Regions from separate parts of the Homo sapiens genome. Here region 2 is linked to region 1. The links are chromatin loops, found by intact Hi-C in ENCODE. Cell type or tissue: PC-9. All regions are shown on one strand. Each heading gives the region's core, and the rest is flanking DNA. Links, peaks and the distances in the headings are about the cores only. Region 1 overlaps ANXA3 (annexin A3). Region 2 overlaps FRAS1 (Fraser extracellular matrix complex subunit 1).

Region 1 (4,396 bases), core at 152-4,151:
GCACAGTAAAATATGATAGTCTGCTGATTCATTAGATTAGACTGAATAATTGATTTCAATACACTCAAACACTGTTTAATCTTATAGCATCTAAAATAAGAACTTTAGAACCTAGAAAATAATTGCAAGTTAGAAACTAGTTGTGAATGTTCCTGACCTGAAGATACCTGTAACAAACCAGTCACTTTAGTCTGGACATGGTGGCTCACTCTTGTACTCCCAGGTCTTTCGGGGGCCAAAGACAGAGGATCATTTGAGCCCAGGAGTTCAGGGCCAGCCTGGGCAACACAGTAAGACCCTGTCTCTACAAAATATTAAAAAATTACCAGGTGTGGTGGTGTGCAGGTGTGGTCCCAGCTACTTGGGAGGCTGAGGTGGGAGGACCACTTGAGCGCAGAAGGTCAAGGCTGCAGTGAGCTGTGATTGTGTCACTGCACTGTAGTCTAGGTGACAGAGTGAGACCGTGTCTCACAAAAAAAAAGAAAGAAAGAAAGAAAGAAAATAAATTAGTCACTTTAATATAATTTTTGATGAATTCTCTTTCTCCAAGGCTTGATAAATATTTTATGGATTCACAGAGCCAACTGGCTTCATTTCACTTCTATCCATCTAGGAACTTTTGTGTTGATCTTACCTGTCCACCTTCCAGTGTCTGGCATTGTAAAAGAACTACCCCAATGTTAGATTGTTTGAATGCTTCATGCCCAGCACACTTTACATGCTAAGCACTTTATATATGTTAATTATAATCTGCATAACAGCCCCAATAAATGAGAGTGAGCAATTTCACATAAACAGCACCAAGATTTAAGAAGACCAGAGAATTTGATCAAGTCTACACAGCTAGTTGCAGGCAGAGGCTGAATTTAAAAGCAAACTAGACTATTCCAGACCATTCCTGGTGTTTCATGAAGTGCAGTCTCTGTACCACCTGGAGTGATACTTTAAATGTATATGACCAGGACACACCTTCTATATACTGAATCATATGTTTTAGAGATGGGGTGCTAAATTCTACATGTGTAAGAAGCTCCCAGGTGATTCTGTGCCATGCAGATATTGACGTGGCTGATTCTAAATATAAAAAGACAAAATTGTGGTCAGATCCCAGTTGTTCATGCATCATGAAAACTCAGGGTTTGCACTCCAGCTGTGAACTTTTCACTGGCCTTTACCACCTACACATCAAAATATGCTAAAATGCCAATGCACAGAATTAGAGAAGGAGGAAATTCCCAATTTATTATGCAATTTAGTACTTAGCAAGAATTAAATGGGGGAGGAATAACTTGTTTAATTACAAGGGGGGAAGAAAGTACGCACACACACACCCCAACTTGAAAAAGGGCTTGGGAATTCTGAAGTGGAATTTTAGTGAAATATTTAAAACTGCTTCCATTATTTAAACGAATGGCATTATTCATTTGATAGACTTGGTTGCCCAAATCATTCGGAAATATTACATGACTTACAAAATAATCTTACAATCAAAGATTAATGAAATCTTTTAAAACTAATACATGAACAAAGTGATTTACAAACATTTAACTCTTACAAGAGCCTTCATGAGGTGAATTTTATTATTTCTAATTGAAAATGGAAGAAACCCAGTCTCACAGAGATTATTTGCTTAAAAGAGCTCTGCTAATAAGGACAGCCCCAGGACTCAAACCCATCACCTTATGACTAAAATGCCCCCTGCTCTATGTCACATCACAATGCCTCGAGGGAGTTCATCTTAGTGGTTCTCAAAGTGTGGTTCCTGAAGCAGCTGCATCAGCATCACCCGGGAATGTGACAGAAATGCAAATTCTCAGGCCCAACCCCAGTGTTCCTGAACCAACAACTGCAGGGCCAGGATGCAGAATCTGCGATTTAACAAACCTTCCAGGTGATTCTAGTACACAATAAAGTTTAAGAAGCACTGCTTTATTTCCTTCTTAGCTGTCTAGAAAACCAAAGCAAAAATGAGCAAACAAGCCATGAATTCTCTTATGGGTGTGGAAGATGAAGAATTTAATGATGAGCTCATCGCTTCAGGAATGTCGGCATTTTTACAGCCAAACAGGACTGCTTGCATTGCCTGCTCCACTGCAAGCTTAATTCCTTGACATTTATATTACTAATCAATACTTGGCTGAGTTTATTTCCAGTAACCCTAGTGTCCTAACATAGTCAGTGCTAGCGTAGAACATCACCTGAATACTTGGCAAAGTCTATTTAAAAAAAAAAAAATTGCCTTTGATCAGATTTCCATCCACACATTTAAACACATTTAGTTGCTTTCCTTTTCTGAAACTTGACCTTCAGATGCCTCCAAAAGAAAAATGCTGCTGAAGCCAGTTGGAAAACAAATTAAAGCAAAGAATGTCTAGATAAAGGGGGAAAGTAACAGGAGCTCTTTATACTAAGAACAATTGCTGCTAATCACTATGTGCCAAGTACTGTGCTAAGCGCGTTTCCTGCATTTGCTTATTCAATCCTTGCAATAAACTTATAAGGTAGATATAATAAATCCTTTTCACAGATGATGAAACTGATGATTAAGTAACTTGTCTAAGTTCCCACAGCCAGTAAGTGGTCTGTTCCAACAGTCTTTGCTCCTAAACTAGACTAGCCTTCATCTCATTTAAACCATCTTTTTCAAGACAATATAATCTCCCTTGATCTTCTAAAATCATCCTTCGGAGGTCAGCCTTAGCACATGACACCTTGAAGCCACTGCTTGGCCAAGCTGGGCCTAGGGAGCTGTTTGCTATTGCCCCTGGGAGAGGCCAGTCTGTTTTTGACTCACAAAAGCCAGTTGTACCTATTTCTTTATGCAAAGTGTACTGTGTTTGCAAGAAGTTAAACATTTACATTCAGAAGGATGAGTGGAAGAGAAAAACAGAAGGTGCCAACCCTGTTGATATGAAACATATTTAAAGCCAAATGCTACAGAGCAAGAATAGCAGTTGCTGCAGGGACATTTTGAAGATGCGGTGAAGCCAGATCACTCATCACTTCAGAAAGCCCTATAAAGGCCACATCCAAAAATTGAGGCATCAAATCAAAGCTCCAGATAAAACTCCAGGACAAGGAGCTCTCAAAGAGCCGGGGAGAAACGATGGCTCTCTGTTCAATGTCAAGATGCTATGTTGGGTCATGAAGCTTTATGATACAAGGAAAAATGGAGTAGATTATAAAAAATAAAGCAATCAAACTTGGAAATTGTTAAGACTTCCTGTTCAATTTTTCCAGTAAAAAGCATTTTTCAAAACCAAAGAAAGTTTACTGTAAACAGCCCTGAAATAAAATGCAGTCAAGTGAGGCAGGTGTTATGGGTTGAATTGTGTCTCCCCAAAAAAATACCTTAAAGTCCTAACCCACAGTACCACAGAATGTGGCCTTACTTGGAGACCAGGTTATTGCAGATGTAATTAATTAAGATGAGGTCACAGTGGCAGGCCCCCAATCCAATACCACTGGTATCCTTATAAGACAGCCATGTAAAGGCAGAGACATACAGAAAGAATGTGATGTGATGGTGAAGGCAGAGACTGGAGTTACGCAGCTGCGAGCTGCCAGTATGAGACCAGAATGTGCCTCTTCAAAACATGAAGGATTGTTGAAGACAAGAAGAAACAGATACTCAAGAGATATCTTTCCTCCATTTGCCTAAAAGCAGGACAAAGATTTATGAAGACAAAAGGTATTCTGCCCTCCTGACTACCAGGGAGAACAAAGGTTAAAGACTGAAGATAGTTTAAGACCCTTATCAGCCTGACAATGGTATTAGAAGAATTTATATTAGCAAGCTGTACTAACTAACCTTTATCTGCAAGTTATTTGCCTTTCTTCACTGCCCCACCTGCAAGTTGCTGCCCACAGAGATTCAAAGGTCCTTTTCTATTGTCTTGTTACAAAAAATTTACTGTTCTTTGTTGAAGATGCTATATAAGCTGAAATTCAAAGCCACCTCTGAAAACTACTCATTCTCTTGGTGTCTCCATGTATACTCAAAATACACATGTTAATAAACTTCTGTCTGGTTTTCTCTTGTCAATCTGTCTTTTGTAACAAAGGTGCTTTCCAACTAAGAACCTATGGGGATTACTGTTACTCCCCTATACCAGTAAACCACTAGAAACCAGGAAGAGGCTAAGAAGTTCTCCCCTACAGCTTTCAGAGGGAGGACGGCCCTGACCACACCTTGATTTTAGACTTCTGGCCTCCAGAACTGTGAGATAATATATTCATGTCATTCGAAACCAGCAGCTTGTGGTACTTTATTACAGCAGCCCTAGGAAACTAATACAGCAGGTAAAGGCCAGAGAAAAATACTGGTAACCAAGCGGTTCCTACAGGGCAAATCCTGGGGGCCTCGCCTAAGAGCCTCCTCACCTAGAAGTGCCAC
Region 2 (4,396 bases), core at 277-4,276, 390 kb after region 1:
ACAACTGCAACACCAGAATGAGAAACAAAAGGAATACTTCATCATTCTCTGTGTTCCTATACACTTTCCTGATACGTGAGTAGCCCTATTGTGTAGGTGGGAACAGTGAGATACTGAAGAGTCCTGAAGATCAAACCACAGGCAATTCCAAGAGGAATGTATAGTCATGGCTGCCCTTCGCTCCCCTCGAACATCTGTGCATCAGCGGTAGTTAGGGGGTGGGAACTACCCTTTATTGAATACCTACTCTATACCTCACCCTATGTAGGTACTCCACATACAGTATCCTATTTGAAGCCCAAAATAATCCTGTAGTGGGTTTAATAGTGTCTCCCCAAATTTTATGTGCACCTGGAACCTCAAAATGTGCCCTCATTTGGAAATAGGGTCTTTGTAGAGGTAATTAGTTTAATCCCCAGTCACTGGCTGAGAGCAGGGGCAAATGGAAATGTCCAGCACAAGGGCTCTCAAGCATATGACACCATTACACCCCTGAGAGATGCTAGCTTGCTGTTTCTTGGTGAGTGTCATTTTGCAAATCAATTGGATTAAGATCTCAGCTGCTCAGACATTAGTGAATTGAATGTCAAATACTACACTGACTATCAGGGGAATTTTTATGTTGATGCCCACCAAATTAATACTTGTTGGTTATACCCTGGTTCAGAAATGAAGTAATTTTTCTTTTGCAGGTAGCTTCTTCTTATATGTGAGATATCACTACTTCATGTATCAACATCTATACAAATTGGTAATTTAAGAAAAAGGACTGAAAACTACGAAGCCTAGAATGTCATGGAATCTTGGACCTGGAATAGAACATCCCACTTATTCTCCTACTTAGAGCAGAAATCCCTTTTAAGGTGCCTGCAGTAATCATTCTTTCGATAAAAATGCCAATCATTGGGTAAAGTGCCTCTACCCAATGACTGGTATCTTTATTTTTTTAAAAAAAGGAGAGAACACACATACACATAGAAAGAAAAACAGCCACAAGAAGACAGAGACAGAGATTAAAGTGATGCTGCCACAAGCCTAGGAGGCCAGGAGCTGCCTGAAGCTGGAAGAGGCGAGGAAGGAATCTCCCTTAGAGCTTTGGGAGGGAGCATGGCCTTGACAACACCTTGATTTCAGACTGTGGCCTCCAGAGACAGAAAAAATTTCTTTGAGAGAATAACTTTCTAATTTTTTTAAGTCACCCAGTTTGCGGAAATTTGCTATGGCAGCCCAGGAAACTAATACAAATCCTAAGAGGTTAGGTATCATTACTGCCATTGTACTGACACAGAAACTGAGGATCAACAGCGTTCAGTAACTTCCAGGAAGTAATACACAGTGTTCAATCCAATCCGTATGTAAGGGGAGGGAAGGTAAAAGGTGGTGAGGCACCTGAAAGGAAGAAGGTGTATGAGATAGAGGCAGGGCTGCAATTTTCAGCCTTAGTGTTGATGGTGATGAACCAGGAGTTACAGGTGCTGGAAGCATAATCTCAAGTAGAGCTGGCAGACCCGCCTTCCCTACGGCCACCCCTGCCAGCAGTGATTCAGGACCCAGAGACTCCCAACTGACCTCACCCAGAGATGGCTGTTTATTTTGCTTTAACTCAATGAGAGAACAATTTTAACAATGAAACTGAACAGGTACAACAAGAGAATGCTAACCATAGACCAATGTCCCCAACCACTTGTCTCAGCAGCTCATGAGTTGCCCATGGCCATACTCCACCATTAAGGTTCCACTATGGACCAAGGCAGTGTTTATTTCCTCCTTCCATAAACATTGAGGTATTTCAAAAATACCATTTAGAATAACATAAAGAATACCTATGTACTACCATTTAGCTTTCATAATTTTTAACACTTAAGTATAATTATTTGTTTCTCAACTATATTTCAAGCCATGTCCCCCTCTTCTGGTGAATATAAAACATTTCCAGGAGGCTGAGGCAGGAGAATGGCATGAACCCAGGAGGCGGAGCTTGCAGTGAGCCGAGATAGCGCCACTGCACTCCAGCCTGGGCAACAGAGCAAGACTCTGTCTCAAAAAAAAAAAAAAAAAACTCACATCACTCTCTCTCTCCCTCCCATTGAGGTTCTAACGCACTCCCACTATGGAGGTGTGTAACCTGCCTATTGGCAATTGTTGGGACAGACATAATGAATTTTGGTTTCAGCAATACAAGACAAAGGTCCCTGTGATGTTTTGATGGGACAGATAAGATGACCAAAGCCAAGAGTAGGTTGAATGGTAGTACCCATTGATGTGAGTTAGCTAATTGGTCTCAACCTAAAGAAGGCTCTTTCTTGACATGCTACAAGGCCCCTTCCTTGTTTCTTTCCTATTAACATTTTTACCAACAACTTGTATGAAAACTTAGAAGTATGTGAGTTAAACTTCTACTCAACACATTCCATTCTATCTTGTATTGCATAAGTGTTTACATTCCTCTCCCCAGCCACACTGTAAGCTTCATAGGTGTGCCTGCCTGGAGCCTTGCCAATAGCTGTGGGCTCAAAAAATGTTGGTTGAATTAAATTGTACTTATGAGGACAGGTTGCAGAAACTGGGAATGTTTCGCCTGGAAATGAGAAGGTGTCAGGGAGAAATGATGGCTGTCTTCACATATTTGAAGGATGATGAGATTTAAGCAATGTAGCTCTTCAGGGAAAAATCAGAACAACTGGTGAAAGGAACAGTGAGTTGATTTCTGCCCAGTGTAAGGAAACTCTTTATAACATTTACACCTGATGGCAATGGGAATGGGTGGAATTGCGAGTCCTCATACTCACAATGGGAGGGGCGCAATGATTACTGCAGGCACTTTAAAAGGGATTTCTGCTCTAAGTAGGAGAACAAATGGGATGCTGTATTCCAAGTCCAAGATTCTATGACATTCTAGCCTTCCTAGTTTTCAGTCCTTTTTCTTAAATTGCCAATTTGCATAGATGTTGATACATGAAGTAATGCTATCTCACATATAATAGGAAGCTAACTGCAAAAGAAAAATTACTTCATTTCTGAACCAGGGTATAACCAACTACAGGTATTATTACCCTTAATTTCGTGGGCATCAACATAAAAATTCCCCTGATAGTCAAAGTAGTATTTGACATTCAATTCACTAATGTCTGAGCAACTGAGATCTTAATCCAATTGATTTGCAAAATGGCACTCACCAAGAGACGGCAACCTAGTGTCTCTTAGGGATGTAATGGTGTCACATGCTTGAGAGCCCTTGTGCTGGACATTTCCATCTACCCATGCTCTCAGCCAAGGCATGCTGGCCTGCATGGACCACGTCAGCAGGCTTCCAGAAGGATTTGGCCAAAGAGGAGGACTGGCAGAAGATCAGAGGGAGGGTGGAAAGGGTGGCCATTTCCTTCCTGCCTCCCTTCCTACTGTGCATCATGATCTGGCCAGGTCTCTCATCTGAAGCCACAATTCCTGTAAGATGACCCTCTCCACAGAGCTGGCTCTGCTTCCAGGTTCCCAGAAATGCTCTTCTTCCTTTCCCTTTCAGATGTAGAATTAATATTGGCTCCCTGCTGTAACTACCCCTAGGATATTGCACTATTCCTGTGGTTTCCCTATACAATGCCCTGCCCTCACCTCTGAAAAGAGTCCCCTTATTGAACTCTCCTCAAATCACCCAGTTCAGGTCTGTAGACCTTCCTGCTGGAGCATTAGCTGACACAGCCAGACCAGAGTCAAGGCCAATAAACTGAGGGTGCATTCAATGGCAGAGTAAGTGTGTCCCTCCTTACCGGGGCACACAGATGGGAGATGTTGCCACCCAGAGAAACTCCTGGGAGTCTCTCCAGTAGTGCTGGTCTGACCAAGAAAAGAACAGTAAAAGCAATTAGACAGTAACAGGAGATCACAGTCAATTCATTAGAAAATGTGTTAATTAATGGGAGCCAGAAGTATAAATACTGAAAGAGCCCAAATGTAAATCTTGCTCCCCGCCCCAACAAAAAGTAGCCTCCAGGCGATGGGATAAGAAGCCAGGAGCCTGATGGGCAGTGTCCGGATGGGGCCGGTGGAGAGCAGCCAGCCTGCATTTGCAGGAAGTAGCAAAGGCTGATTTCACCCACTTCATCTTTCTGCCTAGAACCAAGCCTGCTGAGATGCAATAATGAAAATCTTCACAGCACATTACTGAATACAGTAATGCCTTTCTGCCTCAATAATACCGCAGCCTGTGCATGAATGTAATGCATTATTCTGATGCTGCTAGAAGAAAATTCAGTGATTTACATTTAGGGTTTATGTTTTGTTTCCAAATGAAAACATTCATCCCAACAACTATTCCTACACAGGTATTCCCAAAGCAAATGGCTCAAGATTTAGACTGTGTTCTGTTGCCTAAGACTTCTGACCTAATTCAGCTTCCCAT

What was found. Hi-C counts contacts between places; a loop is a spot of excess contacts. Peaks named below come from ENCODE experiments on the same cell type or tissue, not always from the same donor. Only the 100,000 strongest peaks of a DNase experiment are listed, where the experiment ranks them.
Region 2: it touches region 1 in a loop (4-fold over the local background); 1 of 110 quality-filtered maps calls a loop at or near these places.

What each region holds. Positions count from the first base shown.
Region 1 is chr4:78,567,104-78,571,499 of GRCh38, reverse strand. The region is part of intron 2 of ANXA3 (annexin A3); the gene reads right to left. Among named protein-coding and RNA genes, the nearest start is that of ANXA3, 18 kb to the right of the region's middle. In PC-9, for the core only: no CTCF peak of the experiment used is centred there; a DNase peak (open chromatin) is centred at 2,069; H3K4me3 peaks cover 285 bases; H3K27ac peaks cover 3,370 bases.
Region 2 is chr4:78,174,751-78,179,146 of GRCh38, reverse strand. The region is part of intron 2 of FRAS1 (Fraser extracellular matrix complex subunit 1); the gene reads right to left. Among named protein-coding and RNA genes, the nearest start is that of SNORD161, 110 kb to the left of the region's middle. In PC-9, for the core only: no CTCF peak of the experiment used is centred there; a DNase peak (open chromatin) is centred at 2,486; H3K27ac peaks cover 697 bases.